2 separate regions of the Homo sapiens genome follow, and region 2 is linked to region 1. Evidence: chromatin loops called from intact Hi-C (ENCODE). Cell type or tissue: mammary epithelial cell. All regions are shown on one strand. Each heading gives the region's core, and the rest is flanking DNA. Links, peaks and the distances in the headings are about the cores only.

The links. Hi-C counts contacts between places; a loop is a spot of excess contacts. Peaks named below come from ENCODE experiments on the same cell type or tissue, not always from the same donor. Only the 100,000 strongest peaks of a DNase experiment are listed, where the experiment ranks them.
Region 2: a loop joins it to region 1, with 9 times the contacts of the local background. A loop is called at or near these places in 26 of 110 quality-filtered maps.

The regions. Positions count from the first base shown.
Region 1 is chr2:111,878,685-111,894,236 of GRCh38, reverse strand. ANAPC1 (anaphase promoting complex subunit 1) reads left to right here and starts at 10,044. Exons shown (of 48, transcript NM_022662.4): 1 at 10,044-10,295; 2 at 13,388-13,624; 3 at 15,266-15,427. The coding sequence starts at 13,412. It also overlaps the pseudogene EEF1E1P1. RefSeq lists enhancers at 9,521-9,670, 10,014-10,807. In mammary epithelial cell, for the core only: a CTCF peak has its summit at 6,324 (motif pointing left); no DNase peak of the experiment used is centred there.
Region 2 is chr2:112,253,101-112,268,652 of GRCh38, reverse strand. ZC3H8 (zinc finger CCCH-type containing 8) reads left to right here and starts at 13,611. Exons shown (of 9, transcript NM_032494.3): 1 at 13,611-13,745. The coding sequence starts at 13,672. RefSeq lists a cis regulatory region at 11,627-11,878 and a silencer at 13,429-13,638. In mammary epithelial cell, for the core only: a CTCF peak has its summit at 9,039 (motif pointing left); DNase peaks (open chromatin) are centred at 9,042 and 10,892; H3K27me3 peaks cover 120 bases.

The DNA.
Region 1 (15,552 bases), core at 3,456-8,455:
GTGATCTTGGCTCACTGCAACCTCCGCCTCCCAGATTCAAGCAATTCTCCTGCCTCAACCTCCCGAGTAGCTGGGACTATAGGTGTGTGCCACCACACCCAGCTAATTTTTGTATTTTTAGTAGAGACGTGGTTTCACCATGTTGGCCAGGATGGCCTCCATCTCTTGACCTCATGATCCACCTGCCTCAGCATCCCAAAGTGCTGGGATTACAGGTGTGAGCCACTGCGCCCGGCCAGTTGTATAATCGTTAAGTGGAAGTTAAACGGTTTCACTGCTAAAAAATTACTGACCAGATCCAACATCTCGAGTTTGTTACAGTAAGAGGACACAATATAGCAAATAGCAGTAAAGTAAGAATAAGCATCTCAGTCAAAGGCTATTCATGGCCAGATAGGCCAGGTGCCAGCTCCTTTGTCCTAATTTCTGTAAGGAACGTGGCAGGATGCACTTTCTCTGTTGGATCAAAAACCATTGATGTGTGCATGGAACACCTCAGAAATGGGATCGAAAATGGAGTCTCAGCTGGGGATTTTTATATTTTGCTGGTCATCGGCATAGTCTTAAGGCATAACCAGCCTCAACAGCAGAGCCCTGTGGCAGGGGTTGGAGGGGTCTCGCTGAGACCAGGTGCAAATCATTTATCTCATTGTTTTCGAAAAGCAAAGTTGATGGTAGTACAAGTTTCCCTGAAGCTCCTCAGACTGATGGTTAAAAAGCAACATTATTAATCAATATGCTTCATGCTCTTGGCCAGGGGTCATTGCCACGCAGGAACTTCAAAACAGTTCAAGCTAATTTCAGGCCTGCTGGAATTAACCCTCACAGTACAATAGCTTTTATAGTTGTTGTAAAGTGAAATAGTACAAGTAAAACACTCCATTCAGCACAGTGAACACGATACTGGAATAAAGTATTTCCTTTAGTGGTTTCTTGGAGTGTCTTTCAAGATAATCCATCCAATAGGCTGAAAAACTCATTAAAAGTAAAATCTCACTCTCATCCCATTGGAAATGGGGCAGCACCATTTAAAGATGCTCCTCATTGTGTTGAACAAGGTACAGAAGGCCAATTGTTGAGCTTTTATAGTTGGTGGGTAAGTGACAACCTATTTAGCATCCTGGAAGAGGCATGAGAAGCATATCTAAGTGTTACAGTTTGTTAGAAAAATGAGCTAGGGCCAGGTGCGGTGGCTCACGCCTGTAATCCCAGCAGTTTGGGAGGCCAAGGCGGGCAGACCATGAGATCAGGAGATGGAGACCATCCTGGCTAACGTGGCGAAACCCCATCTCCACTAAAAATACCAAAAAAATTAGCCAGGCGTGGTGGCACATGCCTGTAGTCCCAGCTATTCAAGAGGCTGAGACAGGAGAATTGCTTGAACCTGGGAAGCGAAGGTTTCAGTGAACCAAGATGGCACCACTGCACTCCGGCTGGGGTGACAGAGCGAGACTCCATCTCAAAAAAAAAAAAGAAAAATGAGCTAGTGGGCTAGGCATGGTGGCTAATGCCTGTAATCCCAGAACTTTGGGAGGCCAAGGAGGGCAGATCACCTGAGGTCAGGAGTTAGAGACCAGCCTGGCTAACATGGTGAAACCCTGTATCTATTAAAAAAAATAAAAAAAATTAGCTGGGCATGGTGGTGCATGCCTGTAGTCCTAGCTACTCGGGAGGCTGAGGCAGGAGAATCACTTGAACCTGGGAGGTGAGGTTGCAGTGGGCTGAGATCACACCACTGCACTCCATCCTGGACCACAGAGCGAGACTCTATCTCAAAAAAAAAAAAAAAAATGAGATAGTGTATTTTTTCACTGTGCTGAGAAGTACAGTGGAAGTTGCCTTGTCTGGCACTTGTGTCTGTTATGGAATTGAGAGTTCTGTCATGATACTTCCTTTAACATGCTCAGCCACATACTAGGAGGCCAAGAGCCCAGTTTTTGAAATTGTTGGGGTGTAATGATGGAGAACCTAGGACATTTCATTCCATGTGCTGAACAACAGACTGGAAATACTAGTATCCAGCTTATGTAATTTGTTGGGGGGAGGTTGGGGAGGCAAAGTCAGGTTGTGTGTTTAAAAGGCTCAAATCACCACAGTCAACTGCATATGGGAAGTACAATTATTAGAGCATGTAGAGGCTGCATTTCGAGAGGTGAACAATAAAGTGGAAGGATCAGTGTCTAGCCCTTATAGCTTTTGGAAACTTGAGATAGTATAGGTACAAAACTCCTTTCACTATGCTGAACAATATCTATGATGTGCAAATGTTTAAACATTAGGGTTCACTGGGGCACTGAAATGATGCTTAGAGGGGTCTCAAGTCAGCATAAAGCCATACTGGGAATACAAAGTCTAGCACTTGAAGATTGAGGGAAAGTGAGACGGTGGATGTAGGCCGGGCACAGTGGCTCATGCCTGTAATCCCAGCACTATGGGAGGCTGAGGCAGGCAGATGCTTGAGCCCAGGAGTTCGAGACCAGCCCAGGCAACATGGTGAAACTCCGTCTCTACAAAAAATACAAAAATTAGCCAGGCATGGTGGTGCATACCTGTGGTCCCAGCTACTCAGGAGGCTGAGATGGGAGGATCGCTTGAGCCCAGGAGGTCGAGGTTGCAGTGAGCCAAGATTGTGCCACTGTACTCCAGCCTGGGTAATAAAGCGAGACTCTGTTTTTAAAAAAAAAAACAAAAAGAGAGAGAGATGGCTGCTGAGACCAGCTCGGTCGTGGAGACCACAACCCAGTGGGGCTAGAGGAATTAAAGACACACACACAGAAATATAGGGTGTGGAGTGGGAAATCAGGGGCCTCACAGCCTTTGGAGCCGAGAGCCCCAAACAGAGTTTGACCCACATATTTATTGACAGCAAGCCAGTGATAAGCATTGTTTCTATAGATTATAAATTAACTAAAAGTATTCCTTACGGGAAACAAAGGGATACCTCGAAATAAAGGGATGGGCTCTGGCTACTTATCTGCAGCATGAACATGTCCTTAAGGCACAGATAGCTCACGCTATTGTTTGTGGTTTAAGTAAGTAGTTTTCTGCCCTGGGTGGGTCAGGTGTGTTCCTTGCCCTCATTCCGGTAAACCTACAACCTTCCAGCGTGGGCGTCAAGGCCATCACGAGCATGTCACCATGCTGCAGGGATTTTGTTTGTGGCTAGTTTTGGGGCCAGTTTATGGCCAGATTTTGGGGCCTGTTCCCAAGAGATGGCAGATGTAGAAGACTCCATTCAGCATGCTGAAGAACATACCAGAAGCACAGAGGTCTAGGTTTTGTAGTTTATTGGGAAACTGCACTTATAATTTATTGGGAAACCACATAATGCCTGTAAGCAACTCCATTTAGTTTCTTGAGCAAAATACAGTAGTCTAAGTGCTTTGTCTTTGTAGTTTTAGAGGAGTTGAGATGGCGCATACAAAAGGATTCCATTCTACCTGCCAAAACCATCTTGGAAATAAGTTTCTTCTTCTTATAGTTTGTTGGAGAAATGGAGATGTTACATATAAGAGATTCCATTTGCTGTACAACACACTGAAATTAGAGGTCTGGCTCTTGTCATTTCCTGGGAATGGCTGGTGATTTGGTGATCTGTCAGGTGGCAGACAACAGGAAATCAACTGATAATAATTTTTTTTTTTTTGAGACAGAGTCTTGCTCTGCCCAGGCTGGAGTGCAGTGGCAAGATCTCAGCTCACTGCAACCTCTGCCATGTGGGTTCAAGCGATACTTCTGTCTCAGTCTCCCGAGTAGCTGGGACTACAGGCACGAGCCACTATGTCCGGCTAAATTTTTGTATTTTTAGTAGAGACGGGGTTTCACCATGTTGGCTAGGCTGGTCTCGAACTCCTAATCTCTGGTGATCTGCCACCTCGGTCTCCCAAAATGCTGGGATTACAGGCATGAGCCAACGCACTGAGCTCAATAATGACTTTTTTTTTTTTTTTTTTGAGACGGAGTCTCCTCTGTCACCCAGGCTGGAGTGCAGTGGTGCGATCTTGGCTCACTGCAAGCTCCTGGCATTCTTTATGGTATTTCTCTTGTTTGCTTGCCACTAGGAGCACAATTATGTCAAAGAAAGAAAGAAAGGAGAAAAGGAAGGCAGGAAGGAAGGGAGGAAGGGGAAAAAATTAAAAAAAAATGTGTGTGCATGATGGAGCTGCTGCTAGATTGGTGAGTTTTTGAGTTCTGAATTTCCTTTGGACCTGTGGCTGAAGTTGTAAAACCTAAGCTTGTGGTTGTTTTTGTGTGTAAAAATTAAAAATAAAAAGCCTTTTCCCTTCCTCATAAAAGCAAGGTATAGTAATTAATCTTTTATAATATCTTGTTTGTAACTCTTTCTGTCTGTTTCTCAACTTTGGAGACAGATAGGTCACAAACCTATATGTGCCATCTAGGGGTATCTAGTGTAGACACACAGAATTTTTTTTTTGTTGTTTTGAGACGAAGTCTCGCTCTTGTCCCCCAGGCTAGAGTGCAATGGCGTCATCTCAGCTCACTGCAACCTCTGCCTCCTGGGTTCAAGCAATTCTCCTGCCTCAGCCTCCTGAGTAGCTGGGATTACAGGCGCCTGCCACTGTGCCTGGCTAATTTTTTTTTTTGTATTTTTAGTAGAGATGGGGATTTCACCATGTTGGCCAGGCTGGTCTCAAACTCCTGACCTCAGGTGATCCACCCACCTTGGCCTCCCAAAGTGCTGGGATTACAGGCGTGAGCCACTGTGCCCAGCCTTTTTTTTTTTTTTTCTTTTAATCACAGTTCTTAACAAACTTCCATAAATACCCAAAAGGGGAAAAGAAATTTGAGAATATGAAAGAGGTTAATAAATAGCCAAATATGTCAACCATTGAAAGGACACCTATTTTTATTTTAGATTAAACCACTGATTTGCAACTTTTATTGAAATAAATGTCATTTGTTAAAAACAAGGTTAATTTTGTAACTTGATCTCAACTTGTTTTTTTAATAGCAGTTAAATTTTTACATAAAACATTGCAAAACTTCAACTAAAGGCTGGGCGTGGTGGCTCACGCCTGTAATCTCAGCACTTTGGGAGGCTGAGATGGGCAGATCACGAGGTCAGGAGATCAAGACCATCCTGGCTAACATGGTGAAACCCCGTCTCTACTAAAAATACAAAAAATTAGCCAGGCGTGGTGGTGGGTACCTGTAGTCCCAGCTACTTGGGAGGCTGAGGCAGGAGAATGCGTGAACCCGGGAAGCAGTGCTTGCAGTGAGCTGAGATCGCGCCACTGCACTCCAGCCTGGGAGACAGAGTGAGACTCCATCTCAAAAAAAAAAAACAAACAAAAAAAGCTTCAACTAAAGAACAAATAAAACATTCAGACACAAGTTGACACTTTAAAAATTCTATAGATTTCAACAAATAATGAATGACTGTATATTAATTTATATTAGTCCTGTGGTCAGAATACATTTTCCAGTTAAAACATTTTTAATACATCTTCTGTACGGCACGGATAGCTTCTAGTGGGAATTAGTGTATAGTCTGTTCTTGATGAAGACAACACTAGACAGATGTTGCCTGATATCTGGATAATGCTGAATGTGACAAAACCAGCGAGACGCATTAAGATATTTCTTCTTTTCTTGAACTGTCAGGTCAACTATAAAGCGATGAAGTCCATAGTACAATAGGATATCTGCAAAGGTAGTTATATCCTGTAAGGTAGACTTTATCTTCAAGATATGAAATAAGATCCTTCAACAGGGTGTGGGCTGGGCATGGTGGCTCACGCCTGTAATCCCAGCACTTTGGGAGGCTGAGGTGGGCGTATCACAAGGTCAGGAGATCGAGACCATCCTGGCTAACATGGTGAAACCCTGTCTCTAATAAAAAAAATACAAAAAAATTAGCCGGGCGTTGTTGGCGGGCGCCTGTAGTCCCAGCTATTCGGGAGGCTGAGGCAGGAGAATGGCATGAACCCAGGAGGCAGAGCTTGCAGTGAGCAGAGATAGCGCCACTGCACTCCAGCCTGGGTGACAGAGTGAGACTCCATCTCAAAAAAAAAAAAAACTAAAAAAAAAAACCAGTGTGTGGCTATCATTTTTACTGGAGTGACTCTGTATTGTAACCATTGCTGAACTATTGCTTTTTCTTCTGCAGTACTCCCTAGCAAATATCCTTTGTTAGCTTGCTTGACTAGATGAGCTGCTATAGTAGTCAATCCTGTTAGACTTGGACCATTGTTTGTTTGAAGAACCAGAATCTGTCACTCATCCTGAGCACTTTATTTATTATTCCCCTTACTCAGTCCCAGGGACTTCTCTAGTAGTGACAACTTGGCGGCTGCTGCCATCTTCTGGCGGTAGCTCCTGGAAGAGACCAACGTTTAACTTTTTGAGAACCTGTCAAACTGTTTTACCAAGCGGCTGCACCATTTTACATTCCTATCAATTATGTACAAGGGGTCAAATAACTCCAAATCTTCATAAACACTTGTTATTGTCTGTCTTTTTGATTACAGCTATCCTACTGGGTGTGAAGTGGTTTTGGCTTACATTTCCCTAATGACTAATGATGTTGGTCATCTTTTATCGTCCTTTTTGGCCACTTGTATAATATATTTTTGGCAAAATGTCGTTCAAATCCTCTGCCCATTTTTAGACTGGGTTGTCTTTTTATGTTGAGTTGTAAGACTTCTTCACATATTCTGGATAACAGACTCTTATCAGATTATTTGCAAATCTTTTCCCCCATTCTGTGAGTTGTCTTTTCACTTTCTTGACAATACCTTTGAAGCACAAAATTTAAAACTTTTCTCCAACTTATCAAATTTTTTCCTAGGTTCCTTGTGCTTTAGGTACCATATTTAAGACATCATTGCCTAATCCAAGGTTATGAAGATTTACAGCTATGTTTTCTTCTAAGTGTATAGCTTTACTCTTTTTTTTTTTTTTTGAGACGAAGTCTCGCTCTTGTACCCCAGGCTGGAGTGCAATGGCGTGATCTCGACTCATTGCAACCGCCGCTTCCCAGGTTCAAGTGATTCTCCTGTCTCAGCCTCCTGAGTAGCTGGGATTACAGGCGCCTGCCACCACGCCTGGCTATTTTATTTATTTATTTATTTTTTGTATTTTTAGTAGAGATGGGGTTTCACCATGTTGGCCAGGCTGGTCTTGAACTCCTGACCTCAGGTGATCCGCCTGCCTTGGTCTCCCAAAGTGCTGGGATTACAGGCGTGAGCCACCGCGCCCGGCAGCTTTACTCTCATATCTGGGTCTTTGATGCACTTTAATTTTTGTATATGGTGTGTAGTATGAATCAAGATTCATTTTTTCCATCTGAATATACAAATATTGCAACACTAACTGTTGAAAAGATGCTTCCCTCCTTCATTTGCTTTTGCAAGTTTGTAAAACAACAACAAAATCAACTGGCCTCACTCTGTAACTGAGGGCTGCACATATTGTCTTCCTTCCAAAGAGTACAATATGGAAAGTGGGGAAATGTAACATCATAGTAGAGAAATCTGACAAACACTATCTCAGTTAGGTGATCAAGGTTGACATCAGCAGCGATAAGTGATACTGTTGATAAGTACCTTTGATATGATGTGATGAAAATGACACTTTATGATCTTCCTTCCTGAAATCCATATCCCCAGGCTAATCATGAAGAAACATCAGACAAATTTCAGTTAAGGGATATTCTACAAACTAATGCAGTGGCTTGCACCTGGAGTCCCATCTGCTTGGGGGGTTGAAGCAGGAGGACTGCTTGAGCACAGGAGTTCAAGGCTGCAGTGAGCTGTGTTTGTGCCAATGCACTCTAGCCTAGGCAACACAGCAAGACTCTCTTAAAAAAAACTGAATAAAGTATGAATTTTAATTACTAATAATGTGTTGATATTTCATTAATTTTAACAAATGTACTATACTAATGTAAAATACTAATAATAGGGAAACTGGATGTAGAAACTGGGTATAGGGTATGTGGGAAATTTTTGGACTATCTGCAGTTTTTCTGTAAATCTAAACTTTATTATTATACTTTAAGTTTTAGGGTACATGTGCACAATGTGCAGGTTAGTTACATATGTATACATGTGCCATGCTGGTGTGCTGCACCCATTAACTCATCATTTAGCATTAGGTATATCTCCTAAAGCTATCCCTCCCCCCTCCCCCCACCCCACAACAGTCCCCAGAGTGTGATGTTCCCCTTCCTGGGTCCATGTGTTCTCATTGTTCAATTCCCACCTATGAGTGAGAATATGCGGTGTTTGGTTTTTTGTTCTTGCGATAGTTTACTGAGAATGATGATTTCCAATTTCATCCATGTCCCTACAAAGGACATGAACTCATCATTTTTTATGGCTGCATAGTATTCCATGGTGTATATGTGCCACATTTTCTTAATCCAGTCTATCATTGTTGGACATTTGGGTTGGTTCCAAGTCTTTGCTATTGTGAATAGTGCCGCAATAAACATATGTGTGCATGTGTCTTTATAGCAGCATGATTTATAGTCCTTTGGGTATATACCCAGTAATGGGATGGCTGGGTCAAATGGTATTTCTAGATCCCTGAGGAATTGCCACACCGACTTCCACAAGGGTTGAACTAGTTTACAGTCCCACCAACAGTGTAAAAGTGTTCCTATTTCTCCACATCCTCTCCAGCACCTGTTGTTTCCTGACTTTTTAATGATTACCATTCTAACTGGTGTGAGATGGTATCTCACTGTGGTTTTGATTTGCATTTCTCTGATGGCCAGTGATGGTGAGCATTTTTTCATGTGTTTTTTGGCTGCATAAATGTCTTCTTTTGAGAAGTGTCTGTTCACGTCCTTCGCCCACTTTTTGATGGGGTTGCTAAACTTTTTTTTTTTAAAAAAGTTTAAAATATTGGCCGGGCGCAGTGGCTCACGCCTGTAATCCTAGCACTTTGGGAGGCCGAGGCGGGAGGATCACGAGGTCAGGAGTTCGAGACCAGCCTGGCCATCGTGGTGAAACCCTGTCTCTACTAAAAATACAAAAGTTAGCTGGACGTGGTGGCGGGCGCCTGTAATCCCACCTTCTTGGAAGGCTGATGCAGGAGAATTGCTTGAACTCGGGAGGCGGAGGTTGCAGTGAGCCGAGATTGTGCCACGGCACTCCAGCCTGGGCGAAAGAGCGAGACTCTGTCTCAAGAAAAACACACACACACACACACACACACACACACACACACACAAACAAAAGTTTAAAATATCAATTAGGTATATTTGTATTTAACTGTTTCATGAATCTTTGTTTCTAACCTTTCTCCTATAACCCATTCTTTTTTTTTTTTTTTTTTTGAGACAAGGTCTTGCTCTGTTGCCCAGGCTGGATGGAGTGCAGTGGCGCGATCATAGCTCACTGTGGCCTCAAACTCCCTGCTCAAGTGATCCTCCAGACTCCCAAGCAGCTGGGACTACAGGTGCGCACCACGCCTCCAGGCTAATTAAAAAAATTTTTCTTTTGTGGAGACAGGGTCTCGCTATATTGCCCAGGCTGGTTTCAAACTCTTGGGCTCCAGCAATCCTGTCGCCTCGCCTCCCAAAGTGCTGGGATTACAGGCGCGAGTGGCCGCTGGGGTTCTTAACTTGGGTCTTTGAATCGCCTTAAGAAGTGTCTCTGAATCTGGGAATTGCAAGCAACGTTTCTGTGAGGACCTTCACACAGTTCATCCACTCTTCGAAGAGTATGGACCGAAAAAGGCATAGAGCATTCACTGCACGTAGAGAAAATCAGCAACCCCTGCTCCCCACCCTCAGCCTGAGGTGCCTACCTCCACGTGGGGTCAGGAGGCGGAAGCGAAACCAGAAGAAAAAACCCTGAGATCTATAAGGCAGTTCAGGTCCCTAGTGACATGAGCTAAAGAGAACTTGGACGCCAGGACTGTAGCAGACAGAGTCCGGCTTCGGGGTTCGCATCAGTCGCACGGAAGGTGGAAATAGCCCCCAAGTTGTAACCCGCCGCGGTCTTCCCTCAACAGCGCAGGCGCCAGGACTGCTAGGACGCCGCGCACCTCCCGCGATGCCCCGCCCCGGCGCGAGGCAAGACGGGAAAGTCAAGATGGACGCGTCCATTTGAACGTCTCGCACGCCTTCCTGCCATTAGCACTCGAGCCCGCTGCTGTTGCCCGTTCTTCCTCCAGAATAGGGGAGGGAGAGGGAATGAGAAGCTGCTGCGGCCCAAGAGTCACTGTGAAGGACCCCGCCGCTGCCCTCGGGCCTCCTCGGCCCCTGCGCCTCCGGGGAGCAGCCGGGGCTCGCCGCGCCTGACGCGTCCCGAGTTATACAGGTGCGGGCGCCGTACCGCAGCACTTGGTGGTCTGTCGCGCGCCGCGTGACTCTCGCACCCGTCCCGAGGCCGAGCCTCCCCTGGTGGCCGTAGGTCTGGAAACCCGGGGTACTGGGAACCCGAGGGAGGGCCTTGAGCGTGCTCCGGGGCTGAGGGGGCCTGCGGGCGCTCCTGGCCTGCGGGCTGGGGTGCTCCTTCCGGCTCCTGCTTGCCAACCTCTTTCCTGAGCTGTGCGTAGCATCCCATGTGCAGCCTCAGCTTTCAGACTGGCCTCCAGCCCCTCTGAGCTGTTTTTCTGAGCCTCGGGCTCTCAGCCTGTTTTCACCGTCCTCTAGAAAGGCTGGGGAAGCTCTTGTGGAGACTTAAGCTCCCGTTAGTGTGCATTTGGGTCTCTTTTTTTTTTTTTTGGCAGGGTAGTGTTTGTAGGAATCATTGCTGATACTGTTATTTATAGCATATAAATTTAATAGTATTTTTACGTGTAGCTGTTTATGTTGCACCTAACAAGTAAAAACATTTCTAAAAGTTTGGGGTACTGAAAAAGTATTAAATATGTGGCATTAATCGGTACAAAATGATAATTCTTTAACAATTCTGTAATTTTCTCTCAAAGTTATAAGAAAATAACATTATAAAATTGCAGAACTAAAGTTTCATAAAGTCAAAAGTTCGTTGATGTTGGTTATTCTGTTGAATAAAATATAGGAAGACCAGCTGAATTTTGTTTTCTTTTAAGGTTTTTTTTTTTGTGGGGTTTTCTTTTTTTTTTTTTTTTTGAGAAGGAGTCTTGTTCTGTCTCCTAGGCTGGAGTGCAGTGGCGCCATCTCAGCTCACTGTAACCTCTGGCTCCCGTGTTCAAGCAATTCTCTGCTTCAGCCTCCCAAGTAGCTGGGATTACAGGCGCCCGCCATCACTGTCTGGCTAATTTTTGTATTTTTAGTAGAGATGGGGTTTCACCATCTTGGCCAGGCTGATCTTGAACTCCTGACCTCGTGATCCACCCGTCTCGGCCACCCAAAGTGCTGGGATTACAGGCGTGAGCCACCACGCCCTGCCCCTTGTAAGTTTTATAAGGCACTTTTTACTTGTGTTCCAAGTTCAAGTGTCCCAGTACTCATTTATTTCTAGCAGGAGGAAGAACAAAACTTGTGTCATGTTTTGTGACATAATTATATCCAGAATAACTTTTCTTTTTTTTTTTTTTGAGACGGAGTTTTGCTCTTGTCCCCCAGGCTGGAGTACAATGGCGCGATCTCGGCTCACTGCAACCTCTGCCTCCCAGGTTGAAGCGATTCTCTTGCCTTAGCCTCCCAAGTAGCTGGGATTACAGGCGCCCACACCATGCCTGAGTAATTTTTTTTTTTTTGTATTTTTAGTAGAGACAGGGTTTGACCATGTTGGCCAGGCTTGTGTCAAACTCCTGACCTCAGGTGATCCTCGCGCCTCAGCCTCCCAAAGTGCTGGGATTGCAGGCGTGAGCCATCGTGCCTGGCCAAGAATAACATTTAATTCACAGCAAAATAACTTTGTGGCTTTGGAGGAGCTGCAAAGGAACTACATAGGCTTTGGCTGTTTGTGTAACCATATAGGATTCTTGCCCTATGAGCAGCAAGTCAATACACGGAAACAACGGGGATTGCAGCAGATAAAGTGTTTTACTTGCAGGGCCACCGAACTAGGAGACTGAGGAAACTTCAAGTCAGCCTCCCCAAAGAGTTAAGGTCTAGAGGTTTTTTTTTTGCTTTTGGTTTTTTTTTTGAGACAGAGTCTTGCTCTGTTGCCCAGGCTGGAGTACAATGGCATGATCTCGGCTCACTGCAACCTCCGCCTCCTGGGTTCACGCCATTCTCCTGCCTCAGCCTCCCGAGTAGCTGGGACTACAGGTGCCCGCCACCAAGTCCAGCTAATTTTTTGTATTTTTAGTAGAGATGGAGTTTCACCATGTTAGCCAGGATGGTCTCGATCTCCTGACCTAGTGATCCGCCTGCTTTGGCCTCCCACAGTGCTGGGATTATAGGCGTGAGCCACCGCACCCGGTCCAGAGGTTTTAAAGAGAGGGTAGTGGGTTAAGGTATTGATTGGTCAGAGAATGAAGGATGAAGTCATAGGACAGAGAGATAAACCACATTCTCATGCTAATGTGGTTCCTTGATGGGGTCTTAAGACTAGCTTGCATCATCTCAAAAGTCTTAGGCTCCTAACATTAAAAATGCTGTCTATAGGAACATGGTATATATAAACAGGTACAGGAAAGTGGATCGAAGGACAATCTAATTATGCTTATCTGTACTTTTGTCTAAAGCCTGGCTGCTACCTAACCTTGTGATGAAGGCTTTAACAGTTCATCCACATTTTTTTAGTAATAAACTGTACTGTAATAGATTAATAATTAGATTAATTAGATGTAATAATTAATTAAAACCTAGTACCCTTAAATCTGCAAGCATAACTGTTCCATGGCTAGAGTTATTCATGCCTCGGTTCTTTGGGTTTCGACCAATAATTGAAATTGATTGTAGTTATATATTTAGGTGGGATTGGGGGTGTCACAGCTACTTAAGACATTTGAAAACCTATGTCTTTTGTAGATTGGTCAGCTGAAAGCAGTTCAACCTCTGATGAATTAGAGTAATGTGTGGTTTTTTATTGTTTTATTCCAATATGACAATGATCCCTTAGATGTACTTTTCAAATGAGGTTCTGGCATCTAACCAGAAATGACCTTAAATGTTGAAAAGCCATGTAGTTATGGGACCATAGAATACAACTTGTCTAAATACTTCATATATAAAGTATGGAAAAATTAGCGTATAGTAGTGGGAAACACGGGATAGGTGGTGCGGGACATAAGTACTTGTTGCATCTCAGTGGTTTCCTATAGTGGTAACTGTCAGTCTGTGACTAAAATGTGATAATTGCAACTGTCTGAATCAGATCTAGAATGCCCTTTTATGTTATGACCAACTTATATACTTACCAGTCTGATATAATTACTTGACACCCATGTAAGGATTAATGACTTGTGTGTTTATGGTATTTTTATTCTAGTTTTGAGTCTGGAAGCTGACCAGAATGTGTTTGAATTCATACAGAAATAATGTTGATATTTGGAACCCATGTCGAACTTCTATGAAGAAAGGACAACGATGATTGCAGCAAGGGATTTGCAGGAATTTGTTCCTTTTGGTCGAGACCACTGCAAGCACCACCCTAATGCTTTGAACCTTCAACTTCGCCAGCTGCAGCCAGCTTCTGAATTATGGTCTTCTGATGGTGCTGCTGGCTTGGTGGGATCCCTTCAGGAGGTTACAATCCACGAGAAACAGAAGGTTCCATTGAGTTTCCCATTGTGTTTTTGAAATGTAGAGTGATATAATCTACTTGTAATTTAAGGCTACTAAGATGCAACTGAGAGATCGGTGTGATGCCACTTCTAGAGTAGAGTTAAGGTGTGGTAATTTCAATAAATGTTGAAAATAATGACTTTATTACATTGTCATAGCGACTTATTTAGATACCCTCTATAACTTGTGGTTTTATTTATTTTTTATTTTTCAATTTTTTTGTTTGAGATGAAGTTTTGCTCTTTTTGCCCGGGCTGGAGTGCACTGGTGCGATCTTGGCTCACCGCAACCTCTGCCTCCCGGGTTCAAGTGATTCTCCTGCTTCAGCCTCCCGAGTAGCTGGGATTACAGGCATGCACCACCACCCCTACTAATTTTGTATTTTTAGTAGTGATGGGGTTTCTCCATGTTGGTCAGGCTGATCTTGAACTCCGGACCTCAGGTGATCCACCCGCCTCGGCCTCCCAAAGTGCTGCGTTTACAGGCGTGAGCCACTGTGCCCGGCCAACTTGTGGTGTTATAATGTGAGTCAGGTTCAGTAGTATGATTGTTGTCCATTTTAAACCTTTTTCTTTTCACTTAATATGTGGGGACCAGATTTCATGTTATCTAATGATTAAATGGTAGAGATTAGAAGTAGTCCCTGCTGCAGAAGATTTACATGTTTCTAAAGGAGAGAAGAAATGCCACAAAAGTAGGTAGAGTAATAGCTTTTTTTTTTTCCTGAGACGGAGTTTCACTTTTGTTGCCCAGGCTGGAGTGCAATGGCACAATCTCAGCTCACCGCAACCTCTGCCTCCTGGATTCAAGTGATTCTCCTGCCTCAGCCTCCCGAGTAGCTGAGATTACAGGCATGTGCCACCACGCCCAGCTAATTTTGTATTTTTTTAGTAGAGGCGGGATTTCTCCATGTTGGTCAGGCTAGTCTCAAACTCCAGACCTCAGGTGATCCACCTGCCACGGCTTCCCAAAGTGCTGGGATTACAGGCGTGAGCCACCACACCCGGCGAGTAATAGTTCTTAAGTAGAGGAATGAGATGTTAAGTGTGTGTCAGAAAATGAATCCCTCCTGCCTTATTCCATTGTCATATCCCTTTGGGATACTAAAATCTCGGGGAGGGAAAGCCTATGTAGTTACAAATGGAAACTTCTCTTTCTTCCATTCATTTTGGTGGGTGGGACAAAGGAAAAGAAGGTGAATATATATGTGATTGCGAAGCAGGAAGTCTGCATTTGTGTGTGAACTCCCCAAGTGATTCCCACGTGCACCTCACTGTCCTTTCCCTACCCTACCTCATATACTTAATATGTCCTTTTAGTCTCCCAAGCATGTGATTTGACTTTTGGAACTATAGAGAAGGTGTACTTTTTGTTCGTTTTTGTTTTTGGCAGAGTAATATAGAGGAATAATATAAAACATTCAATATAGAGAATTATTGAGTAAATTCTTCATGTAATTCTGTAGTGTAATGCATATATCCACATCCTCCGTTAATCAGTGTACCAAACTTTGTAGGAGTTGTGTTTGAATTGAGTCTTACTCCATGGGCAAATAAATTTTGTTCCAGATTTTTGAAGAACAAAAAAAGAGTGCTTGAATATGTTTTACATGTGTTAATTTTTAAGGAAAGCTGGCAGTTAAGGAAAGGAGTAAGTGAAATTGGAGAAGATGTGGACTATGATGAGGAACTCTATGTTGCTGGAAATATGGTGATATGGAGCAAAGGAAGTAAAAGCCAGGCATTGGCAGTTTATAAAGCATTTACAGTTGACAGTCCTGTTCAGCAGGTGAGTTGATTTGAATTTTAGCATTTGATTCACTATTTAATGCAATTAAAAAAAAGTTTTGTTTTAAAATTTAACAGAAATGATAAAACCAGCCTAATGATCTCAGCAGCTGGGTGTACGTTGTA
Region 2 (15,552 bases), core at 6,380-11,379, 370 kb before region 1:
CATACTAAGACACCAACCCACAGACGTCAGTTTAAAACAGCACCTAGTCCCACAAACTCCACCATTGCCATGGAATCTCCAGAGGTTTCTCCCAATTTTCTCTGTTACTTGTTACTTTGTTAACATTTTACCATATTTATTACACTATTAGCTATCTATTCTTTCCTTTATCCATCCATCAGTTGATTTTGTCTTTAGACACATTTCAAAGTAAGTTGCAGACTTCACTGGTTTTAGTCTGTTTGGGCCACCATAACAAATTATCATAGACTGGTGGTTTATAAACAACAGAAATTTATTTCTCACAGTTCTTGAGGTCAGAAAGTCCAAGATCAAGGTGCCAGAAGATTTGGCCAGCTTCCTGATTCACAGATGGCTGTCTTCTCATTGTGTCTTCACATGGTGGAATCAGCAAGGGAGCCCTCTGGGTTCTCTTTTATAAGGGCACTAATCTCATTCAAGAGGGCTCCAACCTCATGACCTAATCACCACCCAGAGGCCTCATCTTCAAATACCATCACATTGGGGATTACGTTTCAACATACTGAATTTCAAAATTTCAAATTTTCAACATAAATTTGGGAGGAACACAAACATTCAGTCTATAGCACCTTCTAAACACTTCAGCATACAAATCATTAATTAGAATGTAATATTTTTGCAGTACCATTTTAAGGTAAATTTTACATACAGTGAGGTGCAGAATCTTGAGAAAACAATTTGATGAGTTCTGAAAAATGCAGAAAATACATATACCTGTGTCACCCAAATCCTTATGAAAACATAAAACATGACCATACCCTAGAAATTTCCCTCCGCCCCTGCCCATTCAATCCTCATCTGCATCCAGAGGCAACCATTCCTCTGACTTTTTTCACTGTAAATTAGTTTTGCCTGATTTAAAACATGGTGTGATTTATAAATAGAATAAATGCTGTTTTGTGTAAGGCTTTTTTCACTCAGAAAAATGACTTTCTTCATTTATTTTTTATGTTAAAAATTGCCATTTTTTCAGTTTTTATATCTCTTGCTTTTTCAAAATCTTAGAGGGAAAGCATTCAATCATATGAAGTATGCTAGTAACCATAGTTTTTGACATGCCCTTATCAGATGGAGGATATCTATCTATTTTTTGGTTTTTGAGGTTTTTTGTTATTTATTATTGATTTCTTTTTTAATTCCACCATAGTTAGAGAACATACTTTATATTATTTCAATTCTATGACATTTGTTAAGGTTTGTCTATTAAGGAAATCTTTCTGTTAAGGAAATCTATCTATGCCTAATTTGCTGAATTGATGTTGGATATTGTCAAATAATTTTCTGCATCAGTTGATGAGATCATATAGTTTTTCTTGTTTTGACTCATAACATGTTGGATTGCACTGAATGATTTGCAAATAACAAACCACCTTATATTTCTGATATGAACTCCACTTAGTTGTTGCATATTATTCTTTTTATATTGTTGGATTTGATTTTTAACATTTAGTTAAGGATTTTAAAATCTATGTTCAGGAGGGACATTGGTCTGCAGTTTTCTTTCTTTGTTTTTGACTGTTTTTGGAATTGGATTAATGCATGCCTAATAAAATAATTTGGGAAGTGTTCCTTTTTTTTCTATTTTCTGCATGAGATCATATAAAACTGGTATTTCTTCCTTAAATGTTTGGTAGAATTCTCCAGAAAAACCATCTGGGGCTTGAGATTTCTTATTTTAGAAGGTTTTAAGCTATGAATTTAATTTCTTCAATAGTTATTGTTCTGTTAGATTGTGTACTTTACCTTAGATGAGTTTACATGGTTTGTGGTTTGTGAGGATTTGGCTTTTAATCTAAGAGGGTTTCATAAAATTGACTTTTTTTTTTTTTAATTATCGCTGGAGTCTGTACTGAAATATCCTCTTTCATGTCTGATTGGTAATTTGTATCTTTTCTCCTTTTTCTTTTCAGTTTTGCTAGAGATTATCAATTATCTTTTCAAATAATTAGATTTTGGTTTAACTTTATTGTTTTTCTGCTCTTATCTGTTGTTGATTTCTGCCTTTATCTTTAATATATCATTCTTTCTGCTTGTTTTTTCTAACTTCTGAAGGTAGAAGTTTATTTATTTGAGATCTTTAAGTATTTAGAGCTCTAAAATTCCTATAAACACTGCTTTGGCCGTATCTCACAATTTTGCTATGTTGCATTTTCACATTCATTCAGCTCAAAATATTTTCTTTCTTTCTTTCTTTCTTTTTTTTTTTCTGAGACGGAGTCTTGCTCTTTCGCCCAGGCTGGAGTGCAGTGGCGCAATCTCGGCTCACTGCAACCTCTTCCTCTCTGGTTCAAGCAATTCTCCTTCCTCAGCCTCCCGAGTAGCTAGGATTACAGGTGCGTGCCACCACACCCAGCTAATTTTTGGTAAAGACGGGGTTTCACCATACTGGCCAAGCTGGTCTCGAACTCCTGACCTCAAGTGATCCACCCGCCTCAGCCTCCCAAAGTGCTGAGATTGCAGGTGTGAGCCACTGGACCCAGCTTCAGTTCAAGATATTTTCTAATTTACTTTGTGAATCCTCCTTTGACCTATGGAATTTTTAGAGGTATGTTGTTTAATTTCCAAGTATTTGGAGGTTTCGTTGTTGTTGTTGTTATTTATTATTGATTTCTTATTCAATTCCATTATGGTTAGCAAATATCTCTCTATTATTTCAATACTATTACATTTGTTAAAGTTTATTTTATAACCCAGTTTATGGTTTATCTTGGTGAATTTTCCATGTGCTTTGTATATTTGTGCATACCTATTTAGGACTATTATGACTTTATGGTGAATTTGCCTTTTTGTAATTACACAACATCTATATTTATCTCTGCTAATTTTTTACTCTAAGGTCCACTTTGTTTGATATTAATACAGTCACTTTGGCTTTCTTTGGTTTAGTGTTTCTTAGTATGTATTTTACCAACCTTTACTTTTAACCTATCCATATCATGTTTAAAGTGAGTTTCTTGCCAGGGGTGGTGGCTCACACCTGTGATCCCAGCACTTTGGGAAGCTGAGGTGGGAGGATCACTTGAGCTCAGGAGTTCGAGACCAGCGTGGCTAATATTGTGAAACCTCATCTCTACTAAAAATACCAAAATTAGCCAGGCATGGCGGAGTGCGCCTGTAATCCCAGCTACTCAGGAGGCTGAAGCAGGAGAATCCCTTGAAGTTGAGAGGTGGAGGTTGCAGTGAGCTGCAATTGTGCCACTGCACTCCAGCCTGGGTGACAGGAGCGAAACTCCATCTCAAAAAAATAAATAAAATAAAATAAAATAAAATGAGTTTCTTGTGGAGAATACACAGCTGGATCATATTTATCCATTCTGACAATCTCTTTGTTTTATTTGGTAAATTTATCCCACTTGCATCCAATGTACCTATTAATATGTTTGATTTTAAGTCTATCTTTAACATTTTTTTTATTCATTCTCTTGTTGCTCTTCCATTTTTTTCTTTTCTGCTTTAACATTTTGGGATATTCCATATTTGATTTACTTATTGTGTCTTTGAATATTCATTGAGTTTTTAATTTTAGTTTTTATATTTTTCAGTTCTCAAAATTCCATTTGGTTCTTCTTTATGTCTTCTCTTTTTTTACTGAGATGCTCTACTTTTTCCATTTGTTTCAAGGGCATTTAGTGTAGCGTTTTTATAAAAAGCTGTTTCAAAGTCTGTCAGATAATTCCAATATATAAGTCATCACAGCTTTGGCATTTGTTGATTGTCTTTTCCCAGGCAATTTGAGATTTTCCTGGTTCTTTGTATGCCAAATAAGTTTGAATTGTATCCTGGAGATTCTGAATAATAATATGCTATAAAACCTCTGGATCTTAGTTAAATCTTATGCAGAATGTTTATATTTTTGTTTTTATTGGTAATAGACCCGGTTAGGTTCAGGCCTCGATTTCTAACCCACTGCGATTCCAGTGCCTGTTCAACTGGATGCCTTTGCAATGTTATTTGAATCTTAGATCTGTACTACCAGGGACCAGTCAGGACATGGATGAATTATGTCTATTCAACTCTCAAAAGTCTTTGGCATGCCAATTAGGATCAGATCCATGCATGGGCAACTATATGGTAAGCCCGGGGGTTCAGAAATTTATGATGTCATTTTTCTAGGCCCCTTCTTCATTATGGTCTCCTAGAAAATTTTTCAGGTCCCTGGAGCTTTATTTTTTGGTTGTCCAACCAGAAAGCTTGAGCTTCAGTTACCCCCACTTCTGCATACATTTGCAATTGTACCTATGTCTGGGCTTAGTGGCAGGAGGACCACAGAAAAAAGAAAATTAAAAACTTAACGCTATTTCAGTGGTACTTTGAATTGTCATCTTCTTCACCAATCTGCCTGCGTTAATTACTTTCTAGAGTCTTCAAGCAATTCCGTGCATCCTATCTAGGTAAACCTATATTCAGGGACTATAATGTGCTTTTACTATGTTACCTAGAACCAGAAATCCCATCATATATAAACTTTAACTACCAAATACCTTAGTAATATTGTTCTATTCACTAAATATTTACTTAGAATGATCAGTTTCTTCATTGTCCATTTTTTTCTTATAACTCAAACCTGCACCTGAGATTTGCTGCTATCAAATTCATTCTTTCTAATTTCTAAATTTATTCAGAATCTCCTAAATAATTTGCTCATAGTGACCTCTCTGTTTTTGTTTTCCTAAATACATCTTATAGCTCACCTCCATTTTTGAATAATATTGTTTCAAGGTATAGAATCCTAGTTCAGAAGTTTTATTTTCTTTCAATTTATTGAAGATATAATTTTATTGTCTTCTGGATTCCCTTGTTGCAGCTGTGAAGACAGCTGGCAGTCTAATTGTCATTATTCTGAAGGTAAACTTTTAAAACTTTTCTGTGGCTATTTTACATATTTTCTCTGCTTTTCTGTAGTTTCAGTATGGTGTGTCTTAGTATGGATTTCTTTTAGTTATCCTGCCTAGTATTTGTTTAATGCTTGATCTGTAAATTGCTGAGTTTCAACAATCTGGAAAAGTCTGTCTTTTCTTTTCTTTCTTTTTCTTTTTCTCTTTTCTTTTCTATTTTTTTTGAGACAGAGTCTCACTCTGTCACCCAGGCTGGAGTGCAGTGGCACAATCTTGGCTTACTGCAACCTCCGCCTCCTGGGTTCAAGTGATTCTCCTGCCTCAGCCTCCCGAGTAGCTGGGATTACAGGTGTGGGCCACCATGCCTGGCTATTGCGTATTTTTAGCAGAGACAGGGTTTCACCATGTTGGCCAGGCTGGTCTTGAACTCCTGACCTCAAGAGATCCACCTGCCTTGGCCTCCCAAAGTGCTGGGAATATAGACATGAACCACCACACCTGGCCAGCCTTTTCTTTTCAAATATGTCCTCCTCCTCTTTCTTTTTTTCTTCTCTTCTTATTATTAGTTATATGTTAGACATTTAAATCTATTATTTATGTTTTTATAATAATCTCTTTTGTAACTTCCCTTTTTTGGGTGGCAGTCTCTCTATGATGTACTCTGGATAATTTCTTCTGACTTATCTTCCAGTTCACTAATTTTCTTTTAAACCCTGTCTACTCTATTAAAGCCATCTTATTACTCAAAGTCTAATTGGATAATCAGAATCACTAGAAGATAAATAAATAGATAGATGACAGATGATAGCTAGCTAGATTTACAGGGATTTGACCTTATGCAATTGTGGGAGCTGTTTAAAACAGTCTGTAAAGCTCTTGTCTGATATTGGAGCTTCAGAGCTGCAAGGTGGGGCCAGGCACAGCGGCTTATGCCTATAATCCCAGTACTTTGGGAGGGTGAAGTAGGAGGATTGCTGAGGCCAGGAGTTTGAAACCAGTCTGGGCAACACAGTGAGACCCCATGGGAGTGCAGTGAGCTATAATTGTGCCACTGATGAAGCAAGACTTTGTCTAAAAAACTTTTAAGACCTGCAAGGCACATATTCAGGAAGGGAAGTTGGATGTAAAGTGGGGGAGAATGAAGACAATCTAGAATCCCTGAGCATAAACCCAGAACCTGTATTAATCTGCTCTACTTTAATGACGTAGGTGTTGTGCAGGAGACTCTTGAGCCCTTTATCGTGGAACTAAAGACATGCTTGGCCCAGAATTTAGAAAATCTGAAGGAGGATCTGGGGTGAGTTATATCAGGTCTTGTTGTTGTCCCATATCAACAAGGTAAACCAGTAAACAACAATGTGCATGAGTTGCAATAGCATCTTCTGCCCCTTCACTGACCTCCTGAATGTAAAAAGCAATATGGCTGCTGTTTTACCTCCACCTCCCAAATTTTATGCAAAATCTATCTTGTGGTCCACCCTAACTAGAAATATGCAGGATAAGAATCCTGGAAAACATGGGTTAGCCTACCTAAGATGACATGTTACAAAATCACCAAGTATACACTAAGATGACATATTACAAAATCATCGAGTATACACTTATTTTTTTTTGAGACAGAGTCTTGCTCTGTCACCAGGCTGGAGTGCAGTAGCGCGATATCGGCTCACTGCAACCTCTGCCTCCCGGGTTTAAGCGATTCCCCTGCCTCAGCTTCTTGAGTAGCTGGGACTACAGGAGCCTGCCACCACGCCTGGCTAATTTTTTGTATTTCAGCAGAGATGGGGTTTCACCATGTTGGCCAGGATAGTCTCCATCTCCTGACCTCGTGATTCGCCCACCTCGGCCTCCCAAAGTGCTGGGATTACAGGCATGAGCCACTGCGCCTGGCCCAAGTATACACTTTTTAACTAGGTACCTATAAATATCTCTTTAACCCATATTTAGTTTTCAGATAAAAGCAATAGCAAAGTCATGCCTCTGCCTAACATGATGCACCAATCCCCCATTCAACCAAAAACATGCTACCCATTTTCCCAAGAAAGGATAAAAAGTCCCTTTTTCACTTTTGGGTGATGTTCATTCTTCTTTGAATTCTTTTTTTAGCTCAGTCACATGCCTCCTTTTATATCCTATAACTTAAATAGAGATATAAAGTTAACTACTATTAACATATTTTGTGTTAGATGGTAGGGGAATAGTAGAAGGGAAAATTTTAAATATATGTGTGTGTGTGTCTATGTGTGTGTAATTCCACACACATATTTCCACAAATTTATATCAAATTAAGAATGATATATTCATAAATATTGCAATCATTTTTGCTACTGGTCATGTAGTTGGGAAGCAGCATCATTCGTCTGGGGTAATTCCTTAGGTTCATTGTCTCATGCCAAGGAAATCGAGGATTCGGACACACAAGGACGGAGTTTAAGAGCAGAAGTTTAATAGGTGAAAGAAAGAGAAAAGCTGCCTCATGCAGAGGAAGGGGTCCCCAACATTTCCAGGTTCAGGGAGAGATGTGGGTGGTTTTATAGATGAGCTTGAGGAGCTGGTATCTGATTTACATAGGGTGCAAAGGATTGGTTGGACCAGGTGCGCCATTTACATGGTGCTTGAAGAAGCTAGCAACCCCACCCTAATCTTTTATTATGCAGATAGGTTTGCTACCTGGCTGGTGCCATGTTGCCTGTTCCCTGACTGTACATGTGGTGACAAAGAAAAGGGAAGATGGAGCCTCCATGTTGGATATGCCTGGCTCCTAGGTAGCCCTTTTCTATTGGCACAGCTGCCAGCATTTACCTCTGCAAGGTTCTAGCTTGCTTTTCTACGTCTGCTGCTTGATTTTTCAGGCTGCTCTTTGTTAGAAATGATTTTGGAGCTGCTTTTTTATTAAAAGGGAAACCTTACTGAGGACTCGCTTGCCCTCACTAACAGCCTAAACAATTTCTTTTAAGCTCCTGTATCAGTTGCAGCTGATATTTGTACAACTACCTTCTGCTCCTACTCTTTGCCGTGTTCTCTTTGCTCTCCCAAGCTGGTCTTGACTCCTTGCTGGGCGTGAGGCAGGAGAATAGGGTCTGGAAGCAGGGAACTTAAGGCCAATTCGTGCTGAATCAAGGAAAAACACCAAGGTCTGGGGGCAGGGAATCTGAGGCCAATTCACGCTGACTTCCCAAAGCTGGATCAAAAGGAAAACACCTGGGTCTGGGGGAAGGGATCCTAAGGCCAATTACTGTAAATATCCTAAAGCTGAACCAAAAGGAACCCCCCCTTCCCATCTCCTCACACCAGAGTAGCAAAGGATCAAAGGCTACTCTCCCTACAACTCTCCCCCATCTACCACATCTCAGATGGAAAAGGAAAGTGCCCTGGATTGGCCGAGGGCCTGGCAGGGACCATCGCTTCATCTACATAGGGCACCAATTCACCTCAGCCTTTAATTAGCCAGAGACCAAATCCTTCATCTATAAGCACCTCAAAAGGAGTACTTAAAACCCAGAAAACTTTGCAACTGGGCCCTTGAGCTGCTTGCTCTGGCCCATTCCCACCCTGTGGAGTGCTTTCTCGCTTTAATACATTCCTGCTTTTGCTGCTTCGTCCCTGTGTTTCATTCCTTTGTTACTTTGTGCGTTTTGTCTAATTCTTTGTTGAAAACACCAAGGACCACCACAACTTACACTCAAGTGCCCTCCTGATAACAGGTGGATAACCCAAACCTTCATGCCTGAAGGGTTTGGGGCACTTTCAGTGCTGCCTGTGGTGGTGGTGTTTTCTATTAACTTTAATCATAGAGCATAGGATTACTTAGTCTCCCGCCCAGGAAATCAGCTGCATCCTAGACATACTCTTCCTTAACATCATTATGTAGTCAGGATAACTTGATAGTTAGGATTAATCACCCCTGCCAATACAGTAAGCCCCTTCTTTACCTGTTAATTCACTGGCATGAGGATCCTAAGGTGGCCAAACGGCAGTCTCAACCTCAAGTTTAATGGACTCATTGTCACGCCCCTTGATGCAAACATTCCTACTTTTGGGATTAACGCTACACCGGTGGTTCTCAAGTGAGGACGATTTTGCTCCCCGCAGAGGACATTTGGCAATGTCTGGAGACATTTTGGGTTGCCACAACTGGGGAACAGCTGCTACTGACACCTAGCGGCAGAGGCCAGGGATGCTGCCAAGCTTCCTACAATGCGCAAGACCGTCCCCAATTATCCAGGCCGAAATGACAATAATGTTACGGTTGAAAAAGTCTGCTCTAAACCAGCAGAGCCCAAAGTTGTGGAGATAGGCAGCAAACATTATTCTAGGGCATCACTAGGAATAATACAGAGAGGACCTACTCCCACTTGGAAGCCTTGATTCCCAGACCCTGTGTATACTGGCTATGGGAGAAACAGCACCATGTATTGGTGATTGTTGATTTATAGCACATACTCATAAGGTATTATATCTAGCTCATACTGGAGCTGAGTTATCACAGGCCATTTCACCATTTTAACATGCCAACTGCTTTATTTTATTTTGGTAAAAGAAATATAAAATTTGCCATTTCAACTTTTTTTTTTTTTTGAGACGGAGTCTCACTCTGTTGCCCAGGCTGGAGCGCAATGGCACCATCTCGGCTCACTACAACCTCTGCCTCTCGGGTTTCAGCGATTCTCCTGCCTCAGCCTCCCGAGTAGCTGGGATTACAGGTGCCCGCCACCACGCCTGGCTAATTTTTGGATTGTTAGTAGAGACGGGGTTTCACCATGTTGGTCAGGCTGGTCTCAAACTCCTGACCTCAGATGATCCACCTGCCTTGGCCTCCCAAAGTGCTGGGATTACAGGAGTGAGCAACTGTGTCTGACCAGCCATTTTTAAGCATATAATTCATTGGCATTAGTTACATTCACATTGTTGTGCAACCATCACCATTATGTATTTCCAAACTTTCCCATCACCTCAAGCAGAAATTCTGTCACTTTTAAGCAACAATTCCGTTTCACCCTCTCTCAGTCCCTGGTAACCTCTAATCTACTGTCTGTCTCTATACAATTCCCTATTGTAGATATTTCACGTAAGTGGAATCATACAATATTTGTCCTTTTGTGCCTGGCTTATTTAACTTAGCATACAGTTTTCAAAGTTCAGCTAGTATACAAAATTCAGTTCTGACAGCATGTATCAGAGCATCATTCCTTTTTATGGATAAATAATATCCTATGTGTATATCACATTTTATCCATTAATCAGTGGATGGACACTCGGTTTGTTTCTACCTTTTGGCTATTGTGAATAATGCTGCAATTAACATGAATGTACAAATATATGTTTCAGTCCCTGTTTTCAATTCCTTTGGGTATATACCTAGGAGTGGAATTGCTGGGTCATATGATAATTTTATGTTTAGGCCATCTGCTTTATAATAATAGGGAATTTCACTTTTCTATTGCTATAGAGGACAGCAAATTGGCCTAAAACTTTGTGGTTAAAAAAACAAACATTGATCTTCTTTATTATTATTATTATTTTTTGAGATGAAGTTTTGCTCTTCTTGCCCAGGCTGGAGTGCAATGGCGCGATCTCGGCTTACTGCAAACTCCGCCTCCTGGGTTCAAGCGATTCTCGTGCCTCAGCCTCCCAAGTAACTGGGACTACAGGCATGCGCCACCACACCCAGCTAATTTTGTATTTTTAGTAGAGACGGGGTTTCACCATGTTGGCCAGGCTGGTCTCAACCTCCTGACTTGAGGTGATCCACCTGCCTCAGACTCCCAAAGTGCTGGGATTACAGGCGTGAGCCACCACACCTGGCCCAACATTGATCTTCTTATATCCTCTGTGGGTCACGAATCTGCGAGCTGCTTAGCTGGGTGGTTCTGTCCCACAGTTTCTCACGGGATTGCTGTCGAGATGTCTTCTGGCTTGCTTAGTGCTGGGAGATCTGTTTCCAAGGTACCTCACCCACATGGCTGGCTCTCCACAGGCTGCCTGAGTGATTCATGACATGGTGACTGACTTCCCTTCATGCAGATGATTCAAGAGAATAAGGCAGAAACTACAATGTCTTCTTATGACCTCAGAAATCATGCATCATCACTTTTGCCACATTGTATTTGTTAGAAATAAATAAGTAAATCCTATCCACATTAAAGAAGAGGGGACTAAATCTCCAACTTTTGCAGGGAGAAGTGTTAAGGAATTTTTGAACACATTTTAATATGACCACACCATCCACTGATTTTTTTTTTTTTTTTTTGAGATGGAGTCTCACTCTGTCTCCCAGGCTGGAGTGCAGTGGCGCAATTTCAGCTCACTGCAACCTCCGCCTCCCGGGTTCAAGCGATTCTCCTGCCTCAGACTCCTGAGTAGCTGGGACTACAGGCGTGCGCCAACCCGCCCAGCTAATTTTTGTATTTTTATTAGAGACAGGGTTTCACCATTTTGGCAGGATGGTCTCTATCTCTTGACCTTGTGATCCACCGGCCTTGGCCTCCCAAAGTGCTGGGATTACAGGTGTGAGCCACCACGCCCAGCCCCATCCACTGATTTTTAAAAATTTCAGTATTATATTTTTTATTTCTAGAAGTTCTACTTGGTTACTTCTCCCCAATTTCTCTATGACACTTTTTATAGTTTCTTTTTTATTAGTTAGATATTACTATGTAGTAAACTACTTAAAAACTTAGTGGCTTAAAACAAGGACCATTTATTTATGTGGGTTAGTAATTTGGACTGGGATCATCTGAGAGTCTTTGGTTCTCTGCAGGACTCCATCATGTGTGTGCTCAGCTGTATGTTGCCTAGGAGGCTTTGCTTTTAGGGTTTTGCTAGCTGTTGACTGGGTGTTTTCGCTGTCCTCCATTAGCCTTATCTTCTACATGCCTCTCCCTTATCGTCAGCAGGGTAGCCTGAGTTTATTGTCCTGAAGAAGGCAGGCATATAAGAGACAGCAGACACATACAAAGCCTCTTGGGGCCTTGGCTTGGTATTGGCAGGCCACTTCTGCATTCTACTAGCTAAGACAAGTCATTCTATCAGGCAAAATCAACTCAGATTAAAGAGGAGGTGAAATAGATCCTACCTCTTTATGGGAGGAGCTGCAAAGTCACATTGCAAAGGACATGGATACAGGAAAGGTTGGAGAAATTGGGGCCTTTTTTGGCATCAATCTAACACAAACATATGTAGCCTTTTATATAGTCTTTGTCTGAAAATGCTAGTGTCTGATGCCTTTGCAGGTCAGATGTTTTAGCTGCTTTTTACCTACCAATCTAATTTTCATTTGTGTCTGGTTATCTTTTGCTGTATGTTGGATATTTTATATAAAAAAGTGTGTATGGTAACAATTTGGGTTCTATAATAATGCTTCCTGCTAAAGAGGGGGTAATTCTAGTTTTTATCTCCTTAATTCAATTTTTTCTCTGAATTTTTAGTAATGATTCATGTTCCATAGGTGATGGCCTACAATATAAACAACATGGGAAAGTAGAATTTCCCTGGGGAAGATGTCTGGCTTCAAATAGTTCCCTTCACTAATCGGTAAAGGGATCCTGATTCATGCCAAGAATCAAACACTCCCTTCACTTACAGAAGCAAGTCAGGTTCTCTATCACTGGCCCAACCTAGGGTTTGAGCCTTCCTTTCTACAGGTCCCTTAAATGGCATTACATTGAGCAAAACTGAGCAATTTCCTGTTCTGCAACAGCATGCTCTATTTTCCTGCCTTCATACAATTCTCTCTACTTGGAATGCCCACTTCCTCTTTTCCTATGGAAATATCTCAAGACCCAGCTCAAATACTCCCTTCTCAAGAAGCCTTCCCAACTGGATGCAATTTTTTCCCTCTTCTGAATTCTCTTAGTATTTGGTACTTTTTAACGGACTTTTCTGTCTTGAGGTTACTTGTGTATTCATTTTAATTCCCATTCAATTGTAGAGACCCTACAAGTTACATTACCTGACTACACATCTGTTTATTCATTTCAAAACTGTGAATGGTAATAGAACATCTTTTACAGGGCTGTTGTGAGGATTAAGTTAGCTAACATGTGAAACGCTATTTCTAAGGAATAGTAGTGGAGTGCTCAGATAAATGTTAGCTGTTACTACCATCCCTTAGAAATACTGTGATTTTGATGGAAGAGTTTTCACCAAGGTGAAAGCAGAATCCTAACAACTAATTTTAAAAATTCTGGGCTGGGGCCGGGCGCGGTGGCTCACGCCTGTAATCCCAGCACTTTGGAAGGCTGGGGCGGGCGGATCACGAGATCAAGAGATCGAGACCATCCTGGCCAACATGGTGAAATCCCGTCTCTACTAAAAATACAAAAATTAGCTGGGCGTGGTGGCAGACACCTGTAGTCCCAGCTACTCAGGAGGCTGAAGCAGGAGACTTGCTTGAACCCGGGAGGCGGAGGTTGCAGTGAGCCGAGATCACGCCACTGCAGTCCAGCCTGGACGACAGAGCTTGACTCTGTCTTTAAATAAACAAACAAACAAACAAATAAATAAATAAAATAAACAAAATTCTACTATCTGAGGTAAAGGACGAAAAAGCTTACAGAAGGGCAACCACGGCGGCGCCTGCGCAGAGCCGAGGCGAAGGAGGCAGGGAGAGACCCGGCCTGCCCAGAGTCGCGGAGGGCGGTGCAGCGCATGCGCGGGGCAGGTGAGGCTGCGCGGGGCGGAGCCTGTGGCCCTGGCGCGGCTCTGGGTCCGTCTCGTCGCGTCCGGGTTGTCACTCTCTCGGGTTGTTACTCTGTAGCTTCCCGGCTCGCGAAAGGGAGGACCTGTCTGGGTCATGGATTTTGAGAATCTTTTCTCAAAACCCCCCAACCCGGCCCTCGGCAAAACGGCCACGGACTCTGACGAAAGGTGATCCCATATCTTTTCATCTTTTGAATGCAGGGGCTCAGCGGGACTCCGCCTCTTAGTTTCTTCTGGATTGGAGGCAGTCCGGGGCCACGTCCGGGCCGCGTCGCGAGGGCCCGTGGGGAGCACGTGGGCCGGCCGGGCGCCACCGTCTGACCTATAGAGGTCGTGCGGGGTCCGGGTGGGAGCAGAAGCTGAACGCGGGGCTCAGGCTTAGGCCGTCAGGGCCGGGGCTGTCGAGAGCCTGGGCGGGGGAGCGGGGTGGAGGCGAGAAGGCTCCGGGATGCGCCCCTTTCTCTGCACAGCAGCGGGTGAGGAGCCCGCCTCTGTGGTCCCGTAGCGTCTGTCTTTACCGTTGTTGCCTGTTTCCACGAGACCGTAAACTCCCAGAGGACACTGATGTGACCTTTTTCACTGACACCTCCTAGGTTCTTTTCTGTAGAAAGGATGAAACCACAAGTTTATTGAAAGGTAAAGAATAGGCAATACTCTGCCATTAGTCCACTGATTTGCATGGAAAGACCCTAAAGACCACAATAAAGCAACAGACGTCATTTGGACTTAATATTTCCATTAGGTTGGAAAAGCAAGTGAGACTCTTGGTCAGATGGCCCTAATTTGTAGATTATATTTTTGGAGCAGTGTCTAGTGATTTGAAATGCTAAAAACCACCATCTTTGTTCTTAAACCTACGTCTTTTATTTCCCTCAACTGAGATATATTTCCAGTTGTGATTGATTTTACCATTCGATATTGGTCAGCTGTTCACTCTATCTCAAATTTTACCTTAACTGATCATCCAGAGCTTTACCTTGTGCTTTACATGAAATAAATCACTTAATCCTCAAAACAAACTTAAAGAGAAGATGATGCCGTCCTCGTTTTACAGATGGGAAAACTGAGGCACGGAGAGGCTAAATAACCTGCCGAGATTGCACAGTGTAAGTGGAAGAGCTATGTCCAGGATCCATGATTTTATCACCAAGCTTCTCATGCAAAATGACTAAAATTTTAAAATAAGCCCTATAAATATTGGAAAGAGACAGATACACTAATTACTTGCAGATGATATAATTTACTAAGAAAAATAACTGGTACTAATTGATATGTTATAAAATACATAAGAATTCATCACACAAAAAAAAGATAATAGCAACATTTAAAAATCCGAACAGCAGCTATCAGTTTCAAAGTGTGTTGGACACAAGCTCCATTCCCCAAAACTTGACTGCAATACATAAAAGACACTTGGAATTTTGCCAAAATGATGGGTGAAGGATGGTATGGAAGTATGGTGAGCTGTCCATATTATTTGCCCATTTTTCTCCTTTTTGGTCTTTTTCACATTCTAGGATCTCTTATCTGCGAATACTTTACTCCCAATTGTCATTTGTCTTTGCCTATGGCATTATTTTTCAATGTAAAAAGGAATGGGGATGTTGTGGTTTGGTTTTATGCAGTCAGATGAATCAGTCTTTTCTCATATGGTTTCTGGTTTTTTTTCCGAGTAATTTGTGATGGGAATACTTCTCATTCATTCAAAAAATCGTATTGAGCACCTGCTACGGCCTTGGGGATATAGTAGTAAATGAAGAAGAGATGAAAATTTCTGTACTAATGAATTTACATTATTAGGGGAAGGGGGAGACATACATAAATATATCATATTTTAGGTGGTACTAAATGCCCTGAGAAAATGAATGAAGGGTAAGGGGAAAATAAGCACTGGTGGGATGGTAGGGAGGGAGTAGTTTTGTGGGTTTTTTTTTTATTTTTTTGAGCAGAGTCTGGCTCTGTCGCCCAGGCTGGG